Regions from separate parts of the Homo sapiens genome. Here region 1 is linked to region 2. A link is an interaction called in ENCODE POLR2A ChIA-PET data of the cell type or tissue named here. Cell type or tissue: endothelial cell of umbilical vein. All regions are shown on one strand. Each heading gives the region's core, and the rest is flanking DNA. Links, peaks and the distances in the headings are about the cores only.

What was found. ChIA-PET counts read pairs that join two places held together with the same protein. Peaks named below come from ENCODE experiments on the same cell type or tissue, not always from the same donor. Only the 100,000 strongest peaks of a DNase experiment are listed, where the experiment ranks them.
Region 1: POLR2A ChIA-PET joins it to region 2 with 6 read pairs; 1 of 35 experiments calls an interaction of 5 or more read pairs at or near these places.

The regions. Positions count from the first base shown.
Region 1 is chr9:14,062,210-14,070,330 of GRCh38, forward strand. It overlaps the pseudogene ATP5PDP3. Among named protein-coding and RNA genes, the nearest start is that of LINC00583, 140 kb to the left of the region's middle. In endothelial cell of umbilical vein, for the core only: no CTCF peak of the experiment used is centred there; a DNase peak (open chromatin) is centred at 4,802.
Region 2 is chr9:13,135,996-13,144,116 of GRCh38, forward strand. MPDZ (multiple PDZ domain crumbs cell polarity complex component) reads right to left here. Exons shown (of 47, transcript NM_001378778.1): 27 at 7,471-7,569; 28 at 3,992-4,154; 29 at 1,962-2,158; 30 at 717-808; 31 at 97-187. Among named protein-coding and RNA genes, the nearest start is that of MPDZ, 140 kb to the right of the region's middle. In endothelial cell of umbilical vein, for the core only: no CTCF peak of the experiment used is centred there; DNase peaks (open chromatin) are centred at 3,826 and 5,016; H3K4me3 peaks cover 232 bases; H3K27ac peaks cover 2,037 bases.

The DNA.
Region 1 (8,121 bases), core at 2,651-6,650, 930 kb after region 2:
GCCAAACCCTGTTCCTTTAATTCACCTAAACACTGACCTTGAAAAATTGCCCTTTATGGGATGTGATGAGGTGTGAATTCAATCTCCATCCTCACTTGGGTCCTATCATTTTCTGCGCTGTGATTGCCAGTTGTGCCAGACAACATCAACTGGACCGGCAGAGGGTTGGTGAGATTGACGAGGTCCTCCGGGGAAAGCTGAGAGCAAAAGGCCCTGCAAACTCATTTCAGTCATGGGCCTCTCTCTTGCCATATTTTTCTCCTTGGCTGCAATCAAACCAGCAAAGGCTGGTACTGGTTCAGTGGAATCACCCTTGCAGTTTAAGTATGCTGTCTTTGATTGTTGAGCAAAAGGAGTGTTCGTCTGAGACGAGGCTTTGGAAGGTTCTCTGTTCACCCCTTTCCTCCTTAAATTCTCAGGCTCATGACCCAAACCAACTCACTGCAAACTTACTCTGAGTGAGTAAGAGTGAGAGATAGGAGCAAGCATTCTGCAATTTTTCGTGGGCTCGAAGAATCAGATGCAGTCGATTTAACTTCATCAAATCACTGACAAGTGCTGATAGAGAAGATGGAAAATATGCAAGGCCAGAGAACAGCCAAAATCCTACAGTTTCTATCAGTATTAAAGCCAGATGTTCCACTGACTGTTCACATTTGATAAAACCCGATGACAAAGGCTTCTGCCTGGGATCTGTGGATCCCAGGTTCCATTCATCAGCGCGTGATTCATGTGGCTATACACCAGGCCAACTGGATAGCATTTAATGCAGCACTAGGCCTTCTGTGAAGACAAAACTGGTCCTGCTTTGTCTGTGGGCTTCTATAGGTTGTTGTGACTTGAACAGATCTGTTTACGCTACATTTGCTATGGCAACGTTTATCTGATATGGACAAAAGATTCTTGAATTAATAACACTTGACTCAGGCCTATGATTCAACAAGAGGTATTCAAACCGTTTAAGTGAAGGCAATGTTTTCTCTGAAGCCAATTAATACAGCAACAAACCTTTGGCTGAAGTGATCCAAAGTGCAGCAAGTGTTACCATGTTCTGTAAACCATCAAGCTAACCCTGCAGTGAGTGATTGAAGAGGGAAAAAAGAAATAAATGCACATTCAGTTGGCATAAACCTCAGATCATAGCCCAGGCAATTTCACGTTTTAAGAGGGGACTTGCAGAGGTGGCTTTTGTTCATTCTGACAACACTTTTTTACCTCAGCTATTAAAGTGTACCCCTGAACACAGAAATGACTGTGAATTCACCTTCCAACCTTCTTTGCCGCCTTGACAATTGAAGGCTATAGCTGGCCCAGTCCTCCTTCAACCTGTCCCTGAGCTGTAGCCCCTACAGGGGTCCGGTGGCTTGATTTGATGGCAGATCTTTTCTGAGAAGCAGATGTAGCCCCAGGGGCTCAGGTAAATGGCTTTCCCTCCTTTCCCCCTAAAGCTCCCAAACAGAGGTTTCCTTTTCTTTCCTCCATTGAAAAATTGCCAGCACTCTATACTGTACAGCTAACCCAAAAACAGGCAATGGAGAATGATGTTAATTTAAACTTCTGCCTTATTAAGTAACAAAACCCAGAAATAATGTGATCAAAGCCAAAAGACACAAACTTCTGCCATCTTTCTTGAGATAAAAGCAGTAAAACACCCATTAAATGAAGGAGGCTTGGACACTTAATAAAAATAGCTAATTAAGTGTTGGAGTAACTTAGCATTTTGCCTCATGAGTCCTGCAATACTCAAGACTAGCCTGTATCCCTTCCAATCTCACTCCTTCCTGCTGTGGTTCAGGCCATCACATAATTCTTTTTTCGTTCCCTTCATTATGTGCCAGACTGTTGTATGTACTGGGAGTACAAAAGTCAACAGTAGACCAGATTCTGGCTCTAGAGCAGCTTATACTAGTAGTAGTGGATTTGGTGAGCAGGACAGAACAAGCAGGTGTTAAATTCTTAGACAAAATAAATCAGCATAAGAAGAATGAATGGGGGTGGGAGGAGACAGGAGCTGCGTCTTGGCCATCTCATCAAAACCCTGAAATGCCCATAACCCCTCTCTTTTTGTGTGTCCTGTTACAGAGTCTATTTTTCAGTGGTGTGGGTGAATTCAGTGCTATACAAGTTTTCTTCTCTCCTCCTCCTCCTCTTCTTTTTCTTCTAGTCTGCAAAATTTTTGAAAGTGCCTACAATACGCCAAGTATACAAAAAATAAAAGAGGCCCAGTGCTCAACCAATGAGGGCCCACCATCTGGCTATGAAGGCAGAAGTTCACATCAATAACCCTGATCAGGATAAAGCTGTAGTTTCCTAACTTTGCCAGGTGACAGAGCTATGAGCGGTGAGTTTAAACTGCAGATGCCTGGAATCCACTCCAGATCCTGCCGAAATGAAGTAGTGTAGAGTGGGAGGGGGACAGAAACACTGGAATTTTAATCAACCCCCCCATTAATTTCAACGTATAACAAAAGTTGAGACAAAGATTGAGATCTACAGTATCAAGGAAAACACACTGGACTTAAAGGGCAGAAGTTACTAAAGCTCCTTAGGACAGACCCGCAGCCTTATTAGGTTTGGGATTCTGAGCTTAGAATAGTAGCTAGGCCCAGGTGCAACTCATTCAATGGAAACATTAATGAAAGAAGATATAAGTTCTAATCCAGAATAAATCTGGTCCAGGTTCCTGTATAATAAAAGAAATAGTATCACCTCTGATTAGTCTTGTGTAATTTAAATGAAATAAAATAAAATATGAAAGAACTATTATTGTATTTTGCACATAATAGATGTTCTGAAATCGACGGTTTTCACTAGCCTTGGCTTCTTTCTATAGATCTAGATCATTGTGATAAATGCTGCAGTGGGATTTGAATTTCACTCCAACTTTCCTTCAGTTTTTTTTTTTTTTTCCTATGAGCAGGAAAATATTTAAGAGAAAAGCATCCTTATTTCCCATTTTTCTTGCTAGTCAATACTAATGGATGGATTTTTTTTCTTTTGCCTCCAGCCAATTTGATGAGAAAAGCACAGATAACACTCATCACTAGAAGCTGACTATATACACACTGGTAGCCAGGAAAATCCTAGAAACATGGGCTAGATGGACTTTTCAGGATCAACTGACTCAACCCTTCTGTATTTTACATCACAAACCTGGGGGCCAGAGAAGGCAAGTAATTTGTCCACGGTCACAAAGCCAGCTAATGGCAGAGCTAAGACAAATACCTAATGAAATGATGATTTTCAGATTTTCTCTCTGTGGTCTTGCACCCCAAGGATCATGAAGGAGATAGGGAGTGGGTGAAAAGAGTGGCGGGGTCCCTCCAGTCTTACTTCAACTAGAGAAAGTCAGCTTTTTATCTCTTTTGTATAGTTAAATGTCCTCAGTATAATTTCATTTGAAGACACAATTTTACCACTAAAGAGAATTGAAAAACCCTGCACTATACCACCCTGGAGTTTTTGTCACAGGTTGTATTATTTGTTTCCTTCCTACTACCTAACTCATTGCAACCATTATAAGAAAGCAATAAAACAATTGTACGCATGGTGCTTGGAGCCTAGAGTTTCCATGTTATCTTCCATCCAAATGTCCTTCTTGCCTAAAATAAGATCAAAACATCACGAAGCTTTCACTGAACATGTACAAGAGAACAAATTAATACAAGAGACCCCATAGGTTTAAGATTCCAAGTGCTTAGGAGATAGTGAAAACCAAATAAGGGAAGTCTTCTCAAATATAGTGTTGTAGATTTGGAAATAATTAATTAGCTCTTCATTATTAGAAAAGTATTTCAAATCTGCTTATGGTTAGAAGGTTAAGTCTTAAGGTTCCCCTTAAGACTTTTTAACCAAGATAAGTAAAATGTCTAGCTAGGATTAAAGGTAGATGTGCCAGGGGCTGCTACTTGCTTACCCAATGGCCATTCTCTCCTTGTGAACAAACATCAGTTTTACTAAAGGAGGAAATGGGCTTATCCAAATATGTATCCAACCTCCCTTGCAGTTGGGGGATGTCACGTGACCGTATTATGAGTAATGTGATAGGAGTATAAATGAGAGAAGGACTCCCGAAATATCTCTTAAAACAAAAATTGGCACATTTATTTTTGCCTTTTACTCACCCAGTTTTTCCTGTGTGAACATGGACATGATTGCTGGCATACCAGCAGTCACCTTGAGAGCAGGAGGATAGGAGTTATGCCCTAGGGCTGGGCGTGGTGGCTCACACCTGTAATCCCAGCACTTTGGGAGGACAAGGCAGGTGGATCACTTGAACCCAGGAGTTCAAGACCAGCCTAGGCAACATGATGAAACCCTGTCTCTAAAAGAAAGGCAAAAATTAGTGGGGTATGGTGGCACAAGCCTGTAGTCCCAGCTACTTGGGAGGCTGAGGTGGGAGGGTCACTTGAACTTGAGCCAGGGAGATCTGATTGTGCCACTGCACTCCAGCTTGAACAACAGCGCAAGACCCTGTCACGAAAAAAAAAAAAAAGTTGTACAAATGGAGGAGCACAAAGCTAGAAAGGCCTTAAGTCTTTCACGGCCTCAGCCTGAGTGCCCATCTCCAAATGTGTTTTACATGAGACAAAAATAAACCCCTAATGTCTTCAAGCCACCATTTTGTCATTGTGGCTGTTGTTTGTTTTGCTTTCTAAGATTTGTTACTAGCAACCAAACAGAATTCATAGCTTCGTAGGCAAACCGAAGTACTATAAATGAAGCTAAGCTTAAAAGCATTTCCTATGTAACAGGAAGCATTACCTGCCAAAAATCTGCCCAAGAAAGCTTGTTCAGGTGAGACTTCCTGACTTTTTTATGTTTTTCCAGCACTGAAATGTTGGAAAGTGCACATGAACAGTAAAGTACATGGGCAGCTATCCAAAGAGAATCATTGTATGTTTACCCAGCACCATACAATGAACAGTGCTGGATACGTGTTGTCCATGTGTCTATATTCCTAGGACTCAACTGAATAAAAGAAAGAGAAAATTCAAATCGTTTTCAAGACAGACTTATGTGGCCATTTAGGCCACACCACTAACTTTGACAAGACCATTTTCAGACTTGCCATATGACTGTAGTATTAAATGACATCCATATTTACCACCCCTTTGCTTAGCCTCTGTATCAGTTCTCTTAGGCAATGTAGACTAAAAAGCATAAAACCACTGAGTCTCAAGTAGGGCTTCCAAAGCCATGACGAAGCATAGGAAGTGTGCATTGAACACATTTGTATACGTGTCAGGTATAGAGAACAGCAGAGTCAAACAGAGCATGCCTTTTGAAGTCCTGAAGTTGACTAATGAGCTGGGTAGAAAATGGCATTGCGAATGTTTCCCTCTGGCCTCTGCAAGACGGAGGCAAGCAGCCACCCTCAGGATATCTGCTCAGCAAGGCACTGGGAAGATCACTGGGGAGCTCAGAGGCACTCAGATACAGTTATCAGCAGACACAGCAGCAAACTGGAGAGCCAAGAGTGTGGTCATCTAAATGCCAGAAGCAGCCTGCCTCAAAGACCTTCAGTGGAGACCCCAAATAGGAAGGACCAATAGTGGCCAATGATGCTGATGGACACATAAAAGATTGTGATTTACCTAGCGGCATTTTTAATTTCTATAGGCAGGCAACACTCTATACTTACATAATAAGACAGATTATAAAGTGTGTAATTGACAGATATACAATATATTCTATGAGTTAAGACTATACTGACAGACACAACAGATATACAATATATCCTGTGAGTTAACCACAGAAAGTGAGGCTTACAGAGATTAAATAAGTTGTCCAACATCATATAGCTCATAAGTGGCAGCCAATATTCAAACTCAAGCCTGTCTGCCTCTAAAGCCCATACCAATAAATCCTATACCATGTAAGCTCTCTAAGAGGAAGACCTTCCCAAAGTTAGTGGCTAGGGGCCCTTACTGAAGAGTTGTAACTAAAGAAAGGGTCCTTTTGCTTCGATGAAAAGGTTGGTGCTAACCTTTTAAGTGGTGGTAAAAAGTGATGCACAGCATTGGAGTGTGGAAACGTCCTTGTGTTCTGAGAAGAACATGTGTTGTGTGTTGACTTCTCCAGTGGATGCATGAGGTATATGCGAACAGTGGGTTGGAAGACAGCCTGCAAAGCTTTAAACTCCAACCAAAGTAAATACATGCATCTTATTGGGGTTTTTTAGGGCAGTTGTGGCCATATATTAAAATTTGAACTTTGTGCTTCAGGAATGGGGAATAAGCACAGGGAAAGTAGAGGAAGCCATAATCTAGAAAAATAATGGAATTGCTTCATAGAGGGCACCACCAAAGCTTAACTATCTCTGTGATAGTGATAGTCAAGTGCATAATTTATTTCAGCTTATTGCAATGTTGAAAATACTTCATGAATCCCTTATTTCCATCTTCATGAATCTGCAAGGAATCTAAAGACTCTAAGTTGGAAAACAATGGGCCTGGGGAAATTCACTATGGGGAAAAGTGCAGAGGGAGAAATCACTATCACAGAGACAGTTAAGCTTTGGTGGTGCCCTATACCAAGCAATTCCATTATTTTTCTAGATTATGGCTTCCTCTACTCTCCAAAACCTGTGATTGTTCCCCATTCCTGAAGCATAAAGTCCAAATTTTAATACATAGCCACAGCTGCCCTAAAAAATCCAGTAAGAGCCGCTAGGTGCTGCTGTGGACTATGGGCCGCTGGGGTCGGTGAAGGATCCCAAGATGGCTGGGCAAAAACTTGCTCTAAAAATCATTGACTGGGTAACTTCTTGGGAGAGCATATCCCGAAACCAAAAGGCCATTGCTAATTCCCTGACATCCTGGAATGAGATTCTTACCTCCAGACTGGCTATTTTACCTGAGAATAAACCATCTATTGACTGGACTTACTACAAGGCCAGTGTGGCCAAGGCAGGCTTGGTGGATGACTTTGAGAAGAAGTTTAATGCCCTGAAGTTTCCTGTACCAGAGGATAAATACACTGCCCAAGTGGATGCTGAAGAAAAAGAAGATGTGAAAACTTGTGCTGAGTGGATGTCTCTCTCAAAGGCCAGGATTGGACAATATGAGAAACAGCTGGAGAAGATGAGGAACTTAATTCCATTTGATCAGACGACCACTGAGGACCTGAATGAAGCTTTCCCAGAAACCAAATGAGACAAGAGAAAGTATCCCTATTGGCCTCACCAACCAATCGAGAATTTATAAAGTTGAGTCCAGGAGGAAGTTCTGGCCCTTATATTACACATTCTGGACATTAAAAATAAAAATACTTATGTAGAAAAAATCCAATAAGATGCATTTATATACCTTGGTTGGAGTTTAAAGCTTGCTAGATATCTTCCCCCTCCCCCGACTGCCTTCATGTACCTCTTGTGTTTACTAGAGAAGTCAACACACAACACATTCTTCTCTGAACATAAGGACGCTTCCACACTCCAATGCTGTGCATCACTTTTTACCACCAACTAAAATGCCCTTCCTTGTCCCCACATGGCAAAATATTATCTGTTCTTAAAGGCCTAGCTCAAATGCCAACTCCTTCTAGAAGCTTCCTTCAGGCCTGATGCCCTACTTTACCTCCGCATTGCCCAAACTGAATTGCCCCAAGAGAATGTATTGCCCTTTCCCCTTTTCACTTTTTTTAGGTCTCTATTTGATACTGTATTGCTACTTCTTTCGCTTAAGTGTGTCTGTGAGCTAAGTACCATAATTTATTCATATATGAATCTCTAAAACTTTGCAAGTTTCTGATATATATTGAACCATGAAGATAGAATGCTTGAATAAATTTTTGTAATATATAAAAATTATATATATTTATTGAGTACAATATGATTTTTTTTTAAACAGAGTCTTGCTCTGTTGCCCAGGATGGAGTGCAATGGCGTGATCTCAGCTCACTGCAACCTCTGCCTCCTGGGTTCAATCGATTCTCATGCCTCAGCCTCCCAAGTAGCTGGGATTACAGGCATGTGCCACCATGCCCGACTAATTTTTGTATTTTTAGTAGAGAGAGAGTTTTGCTATGTTGGCCAGGCTGGTCTCGAACCCCTGGGATCAAGTGATCTGCCCTCCTTAGCCTCCCAAAGTGCTGAGGTTACAGGTGTAAGCCACCATG
Region 2 (8,121 bases), core at 2,272-6,271:
AATATCCCTCTCTAAGTGTTATGTAATTGTTGATTGAATTAATAAGGCTCACATCAATCAAGTCTTCCCAGAGAAACAAACATAAGTTACATATACCTCCTTATTTTGAAGATTTTCTGAGTTAGAAGGCAAAGGTTCTACTGCATTTCCAGGACATACGGCCATCTGATTCACTGCATCTTTATTTCTAAAAGCAAAAAAACAACAACCTATTATAACATCATGGTATTATTTTCATTCTCTTACTTCAAGAGTCAGAAGGTTATTAGAGAAAATTATTTAACCCCCAAAACCTGGAACTGTGACACTTACAAATTTACAAACGTTTTCTTTTTTTTTTTTTTTTTTTTTTTTGAGACAGAGTCTCTTTCTGTTGCCCGAGCTGGAGTGTAGTGGCACAGTCTCAGCTCACTGCAACCTCCGCCTCCCAGGTTCAAGTGATTCTCCTGCTTCAGCCTCCCTAGTAGCTGGGACTACAGGTGCGTGCCACCACGCCCGGCTAATTTTTTTTTAGTAGAGACGGGATTTCACCATGTAAGCCAGGATGGTCCCGATCTCCTGACCTCATGATCCGCCCGCCTCAGCCTCCCAAAGTGCTGGGATTACAGGCATGAGCCAGCATGCCCGGCTACAAATGTTTTCTTTTCATTCAAAAGAACTCAGAGAAGAAATGCTAACAAAAAGTATTTGGTAAACTAGCAAAAGAAAATGATCACCTGATAAAAATTATTTTCACTTTAGAAGGGGCACATTTAATGATTGATGAGGCATTCTGATGACTTCTTCCATATAAAATCTGACCATTGATCTGTGAGAAATAAATATCATTAGTTGGGCCTGAAATCTTAGTATCATAAAGTTTTATCATCCTTCCTCATTAATGAAAAGCACATTTTTTCTTCCTTTAAAATATATTTTATATTAAATGTTATATATTTTCCTCCCCAAAACATGAAACTGACTTTTCATGGTGAATAAAGAATAGCTCATGTTTAAAGCCAGCATTAAAATAATGCAAATGAAGTCTGACATCCATGAACTGCTGATAAAGAGGCACCACTTGGACCAACTGCAGGAGAGTAGACAACAAATTTCCTGGCAGGCACTGGGCTCCCAGCATGCTCTGCACAAAACGAGGGCTCTGTGGAAAAACTTGCGACCTGCAAGACCATCCTGGGAAGTTCCTTACTGTCATATTTCCCACTTAGTCTCAAAACTCAAGCCCTGGAAATAGGTCACTGGGAGAAGAAATGCTAGGTAGATTCAGGATTTAGGCAGCAAACTGTGCCTAAACAGCACAGTGCCTAACGCAAATGACTGGCTCAGTCATTTGGTCATTTAGCCACTGCCTGACTGAGCCTCCTGTGTCTATAGGGAAACATACTCAGCATGAGAAGAGTATAAAGGCAGTATAAAATCATGTGGATCCCAGCCCAGGAGGGGCAAGGACAAACAACACAAGCAAATAAAATTCTAAACCCTATAAAGTATGGTCCACAAATTTATTTTGTTCGGCAGGCTGAGTTACTGCTTGTTCTTTAGCCTTAACCTTGACCCCACCCCACCTCACCCTCATCACTTCTCCCATTAGTGATTCAAGTTCCAGAATGTCCAGTGGGTCAGCCTCTGGGGAATGACTGGTCACTTGGCTTTTCAAAAACTCCTAATAAAAATGCAGCACACAAAACAAATGCTTTTGAAGTGTAAGCTTTATTACTATCTTGGGGCAAAAATTGTTTCTGGTGCTACACAGTCATGACCTTTTAATGGAAGTTAATGGGAACATGGACTCTACTTGGTAGAAATTTGGTTTAGAGCCAGATTTGCTGCAATGCATCTATTTTATTAAGCAAGCAATGGCTTTCTCAGTCACTATAAGGTATGGGTGATTTTCTGGAAACTGACAGTTCCATTACCCTTATAAAACAAGAATAAATTCAAAATTTTCCACAAAAACTTACCTCTAGAAGCTCATCTGCAATTTGCAATCGACCATCTTTTCCTGCAGCTCCATTTGGATCAATCCCCACTATGAAGACACTCATCCTGGATCGGTCTTTGTTCCCAGCAAGACTTAGGCCCAAACCACTATGACCTTTCTCCAGTTCAATCATATGCAGCTCGCCTGTTAGGGTTCCATAACGCTCTCTGATATTTTCTACATACAACAACAACAACAAATACATATTTACAGTTAATTTACAGTCAAATGCTTTACTGTGGAAAGCTATTTAGTTTTACCTCAAAAGGACAGATTTTATACCAAAATGTACGCTTTGACAGTTAAAAGCTAAATAGACTAGGCACTTGGGCATCAGGACTGGTTTCCTGGAGGACCCAAACTTTGAGGAATTTCTTTGCATCTAGGGTGCAGAGAGCACAATGTCTGATTAATCAGTTCACCTTGGAGTGGTTACACCAAAGAGAAGTAATTCATTTTACAAACTCTCAAAAGACTATGATTAAACCAGAAACTTGATCATTTGCAGAGGAGAACAGAACTAAGGCATCCAGAATATCTGTGTTCACTGATCAGTGGGAGCTTTTCTCCCATAGGAATTTCAACATTGTGTATCACATCATGTTGGGCAGTTGCTTGATAGATATATGCAAAATGAAGAGAATGAGCTTTCTTATTGCACAGAGCTATTAGGCCAGGACAACTTGATATATGTAACCCAGTTTTGGGACACACGTCCTAATGAGATGAGACCATTTACATCTCCTACCCCACATCTTCAAGAGGTGATGGTTATTGTGCACCCTCTTTAATCTAAGAGGGCTGACGCCTCACGCAGGTGCTCCAGTGCACAGCCACAGATGAGCGACCAGCCAACAGCCAGCACTACTTGACAACCATGTAAATGAGCTGTCTTGGAAGTCCAGCCCAGCTGGGCCCAGTCACCCACTGCCCTTTGATAGATTAATAATAAATTATTGTTTTATGCCATTACATTTTGGGGTGGCTTCATAATAGAAAACTGAAACATTTCAGTTCACGTTTTCCTCAAGATTACATTCTGACCACATTGATTGTTAGCAATATGCTCTAGTGTCACTGAGAACAGACTGCGAAAACTACAAACTTTACCAGTCATCTTAGAAAACGTTATTATATGGCTAATGGGCCAATGCCATGCATTCTACATTGATTCTTAACTGCATCAATTTCATAAACTATTTCCTGACTCCTTCCACAATACAGCAGCACAACTTTTATGTTCTGTACTTCCTAAAAAGATGTACTACAGCTTTCTTAAAGGAAATAATTCGATTTTTAAAATAAAACTTTTTAAAACAATGACATTGATAACTTTGGGCTAAATTTTAAATATTTTCCTGCAAAATGGTATTTCCTTAGAAAAGAGAGACTCCCTATTGGTCCTAATAACAGCTGCCTATGAAAGACTGCTGGGCGCCAGGCACTGTGCTTAGCACTCTTGGCACTATCTAATTGAATGTTAGCAACCTGAGGGGAGAACTCCATTTTAAAAAGAGAGATAACCACTAGGCTAAAGCTTAGAGACAGTTAAACAGCTTAGTCAATGCCTAAAGTTTTTATCTCCACAATTATACTATGTCACCATTCTGGTATAGAAAATACACCAGAAGTTCAAGGTGTGATATCAACAACCAGAATATCCTCATTCACATGAGGAATCTGATGCCCAGAAAGGGGTGGTGACTTGTTTGAGACACAGAGTGGCTGATCCAATACTAGCTTCTGAGAGAGTGCCCTGTCCTTATTAATTCTCATACAAAAGGCAGAGTGAGCTTTAACAGCACTTTTAAAGGAAAGGAAGAGCATGATTTCATGCCTCAGGAATGTATGCTGTATTCAAGCAAAACAAACACTATTTCTTTCCACACAGAATTGCAGTATATATCACAAAGCTGCAACATACTTACTTATCCAGGGCGAAATCCTTGAGAAACTCAGAGCTATTTTAATACCTCTTACAATTAAATGCATCACAAAAACACAACTTACTCCAGCTGTAACCAAACTCATCCTCTTTGTCCACATCTTGTGAGATTTTGCTTGCAGATGACTGTGTGTGATCACTACCCATTTCGGCAAAGGCTGAAGGAGGGGGTGGGGGCACACTGCACAATGGAGCCTTCTCTGGCTCTGACTCTGACTGACTGGGTGCCTGTGGGAACAAAAAGAATGCAGTGGGTTTGTACAGTCTAAGGAAGAAAACTTCAAGAAGAAGAAATAAGAGTATACTGTCAAAAACAAAGACTGGCTTTAAAATATCTAACAAATAATGGAAAGCTCATATATGTATATAATATATATATAAAATATCTAACAAATAATGGAAAGCTCATATATATATATAATACCTAACAAATAATGGAAGGCTCAGATTGTTAAATATTTTATATATATACATATATATATATATATGTATATATATGAGCTTTCCATTATTTGTTTGATATTTTAAAGCCAGTCTTTGTTTTTGACATGATATTCTTATTTCCATATATATCTATGTATATATATAGATAGATAGATAGATATGAAATATTAGATGGGATTCAGGTAAAGTTTAAATATATCAAACCAAGTAGTATCAGAGAATAATTCACTAAACTTTTATTTGCTATTTTAAGCCAATGAATTAATGAATTTGAAGTCTTAAATGACTTGGTAGAAAATTGTACAAACTTTCCCTTCTAGAAAAAAATGTCATTCAAAAGTTATAACTTTTGGGTCTGGGTAAGATTTGAGGCATCTAGAAAAATCTGCCAAGAAACTGCAGAAAAAAAAATTAACAAAGAAGTTGCCCTTCAAAGCTTATTAGTGAGACTAAATATAAATAATTATTTATTGCTACCTGAATCCTCTCTCCATATGATTCTCTTAACAAATCCAGGACAGCAAGTATCACACATGCAGGCTTGTCTACCAGAGAGCCAGTTTGTTAGCACAGAGCACACACTCGGATGTGAGCGGCATGGTTTTAAGGACAACACCAGCTTTCCCTTGCCAAGGCAGATCACAAGATAAATGAGGAAACACAGGAGACTCCTTAATAGAAAGCCAAAGCATGGCATACTGGCTGTCACTTAGGGTCATAGGTCCTATTTCGAAAAAAAAAAAAAAAAGTACTTGGCATCATCAAGTTCTTATATTGCAAAAATAATTGCAGTTTTTGCCATTAAAACTCCAATTACTTTTGCACTAACCTAATGTTACAGATGATCAAACAATGTTAGAGTTTGAAAGGTCTTTAAGTTGCTGAGTTCATTTTATTCACTTTGCAGATGAATAAACCTTTGGAACCTGAGGCTACAAGAAATGAAAGTTTTTGTTTCGAATCAAACAGTGGTACTAGACTTCTTTTTGCTTAACTCTTAATCCAGTGCACTTTCCATTATATCATGTTGTCTCCTCCAACTTGCATAAATAAGACAGTACCAAACTCAAAGGTCAGGAACATCCAGCTAAAGTTCTAACCTCGGTATGAAGTTGTCCCTGATACCTTGAACCTATAGTTTTCCTATATATCTTTATTTTACTTTTTTACTGCATAAGAATTCCTCTGATACAATGTTTTATTATATATGTTTATATCTAGAAAAATATTATGATTTTTTTTAAAAAACTGACTTCTTGTAAGGATACATTAAATGATAAACACGCACAAATACTTAGAAATTATTAATTGGTGCCACGAATTAGGATACCTAAAAATATATGTAACACTAGAACTATTTGAGACTGAATGCGACCTTTCTTTGTTGATTCAGAAAGCACTCAATTTTCTGGCAAAGCAAATCGCTGACTGATAGAGATTTAAGGGCGTAAGTGTCAGATTACAGAATCTGCTATATTGAAATGTTCAGTCTATATGTCATTGGACAAACAGATAAAAGTTACTAATGTAAATGGAACCCTTGTTATGTTCCCAAATGCTGTGCCATAAATGTCTCAAATTAATAATATACCAATAAAAATGAACAAACACACACACATAAAACCCTCATTTGGTCCAATCAAGTTTCATTATCATAGTAAAGAGGAGCAAGGTATGTACTTTAGAATTTTTCTGGCTAAAAAAAATTTACTTCTCTGTAAAATTTTATCAAGCATTGATTAAGTCCATTCCCTTTTTAAAAGGTAAAACAAAAGCTAATTTAAACTTCTCATAATTTTAACAAATCTATAGATGACATTTTATACATCTTGCTGCATAATTTTTCTGAGCTGTTATTTTAAGAACAAACAAACAAACAAACAAAACCTGCTTATCTGAAAAATTGTCTGGGATCTCAGGCACAACATTTTCATACTGTGAGTAAATCAAAATGGTGCCCTAACCTACCTGACTAATAAAACCAATATAAGCCTCTATTTACTTGAGGGGCAATCAGGTGTTATGTTTTCATATCCCTGACACCCTCATTCTCATCAAGATCATGTATCTGCCTCGTTAGTGACACTTTTTAAAATTTATTTATGAAAATATAGCTCTTTAACAAAGATTGTTTAGCCTTCCTTGTCAAAAATGCAGTGTATACTTGAGATCACTCCATGCCATGTATGTATACATCAAGTACAGCACACACATAAAGCACACTGTAACACACCCACATACGAAAATTCCACACTGACACAAACCTTAAAGGGTGTGGGAGCAAAAGGGTTAGTTGGGGAACAATGGAAGATAATTCTACTTGAATTCAGTAATTCCTATAGCAATAGAAAACATATTCCTTCAGATATAGCATCTTTGGTTATCCATATCAATAACATGGTATTTGTTACAATAACATGGAAGTCTGATGAATATTCATAAAGTGTTTCCTGAAAAAAATTGTTGATGGCTTTCTTCCTTTTCATGATCAAATTATGGTATATAAATTCTTATAAATTTGTGTTTCGATTTTGGTTTTATAATTTCATCAGAAAATGAGAAGATCCAAGTATAGATTTACGAGCATTGAAACAGTTACGTTTCCTGATTCAGGCAATTACATGGGCATGCTTCATGAATATTCAACAGACTCCTGCATGTACACATACACAATTATTTGTGCAGTGATTAACTCATGGAAGAGCTTTTATGATCACCTTGTAGAAGTATGAAAAGGATTTAAATCAACACATGGTTTTAAAGAAATTATGTGTGAAAGTATCATACATTTGGCAACTAACAAAAATTTAAATATCAGAAATTTTAAATGACACCAAAATGAAAGAAAGGCACTGGACTCATGATTCTCCCTTACTCTTCAGAAGGGCCATTTAATTTCAGCAATAAAAATAAATATTCTCTGGCAGGAAAATGTGCTTAAGAAAGGATCTGCATGCCCACTCCAAACAGCTTTGTTTTTTTGTTTTTTTTTCCCTGCCCAAATGTAGCAAATAGTGAACTGGGACAAAGACACAGTAGTAACAAAGAACAAAACATTTGCAAAAGGCAACCAACAGCAAGACAATGGGCATTATCCAACCTTGTCGGCGTTGATTTGTAGAGAGTCAGCAAATGGGTTAGTGCTGCTGAAGTTGTACTTAGGGTAAAGGTTGTGCAGCAAGGAAGGCAAAGGGGATTTCTAAAAGGAAACATAAGAGGCGCTGAACGCAAAGGAAATGTATTGAAAACAACTCAGTTTTAAAAGCAAAGTACATACCGATTTAAAGAACTGCCTGTGTGAAACTAGATCCTATCAGATCCAGTCATTAATAGCAACATCTTAAAACAGTCTGGAACTAAAGATTTGTCTCTAATGACCTGAATCTATACCTGAGTCTAAATCAGGCCACAAACCACAAAGGAAACTAGTTGTCAAACTGATCCCAAATTTCTTTTATTTTTGCTCAATGTCTTCGGTATTACTAACAGAGGCACATATATTTTGCCCATCTTATATATTAATACATGTTTTATGAATACCAGTAAACATGTTCAAAATTAAAACCACAAAATTTTTTATCTACATCTAAAAGCTAATTTTTTTTAAATAATCTGTCTAGAATGCAAATTATAAATTGGTCTGCTAGTTCACTGGCAACCTTCATTATTCTTTTATTTTGCATCCTAGTAAGGAAACTTTCCATATTTTGACTGGATATTAAAGTGCTTCAGAGCAATTGTATTTTTTAAA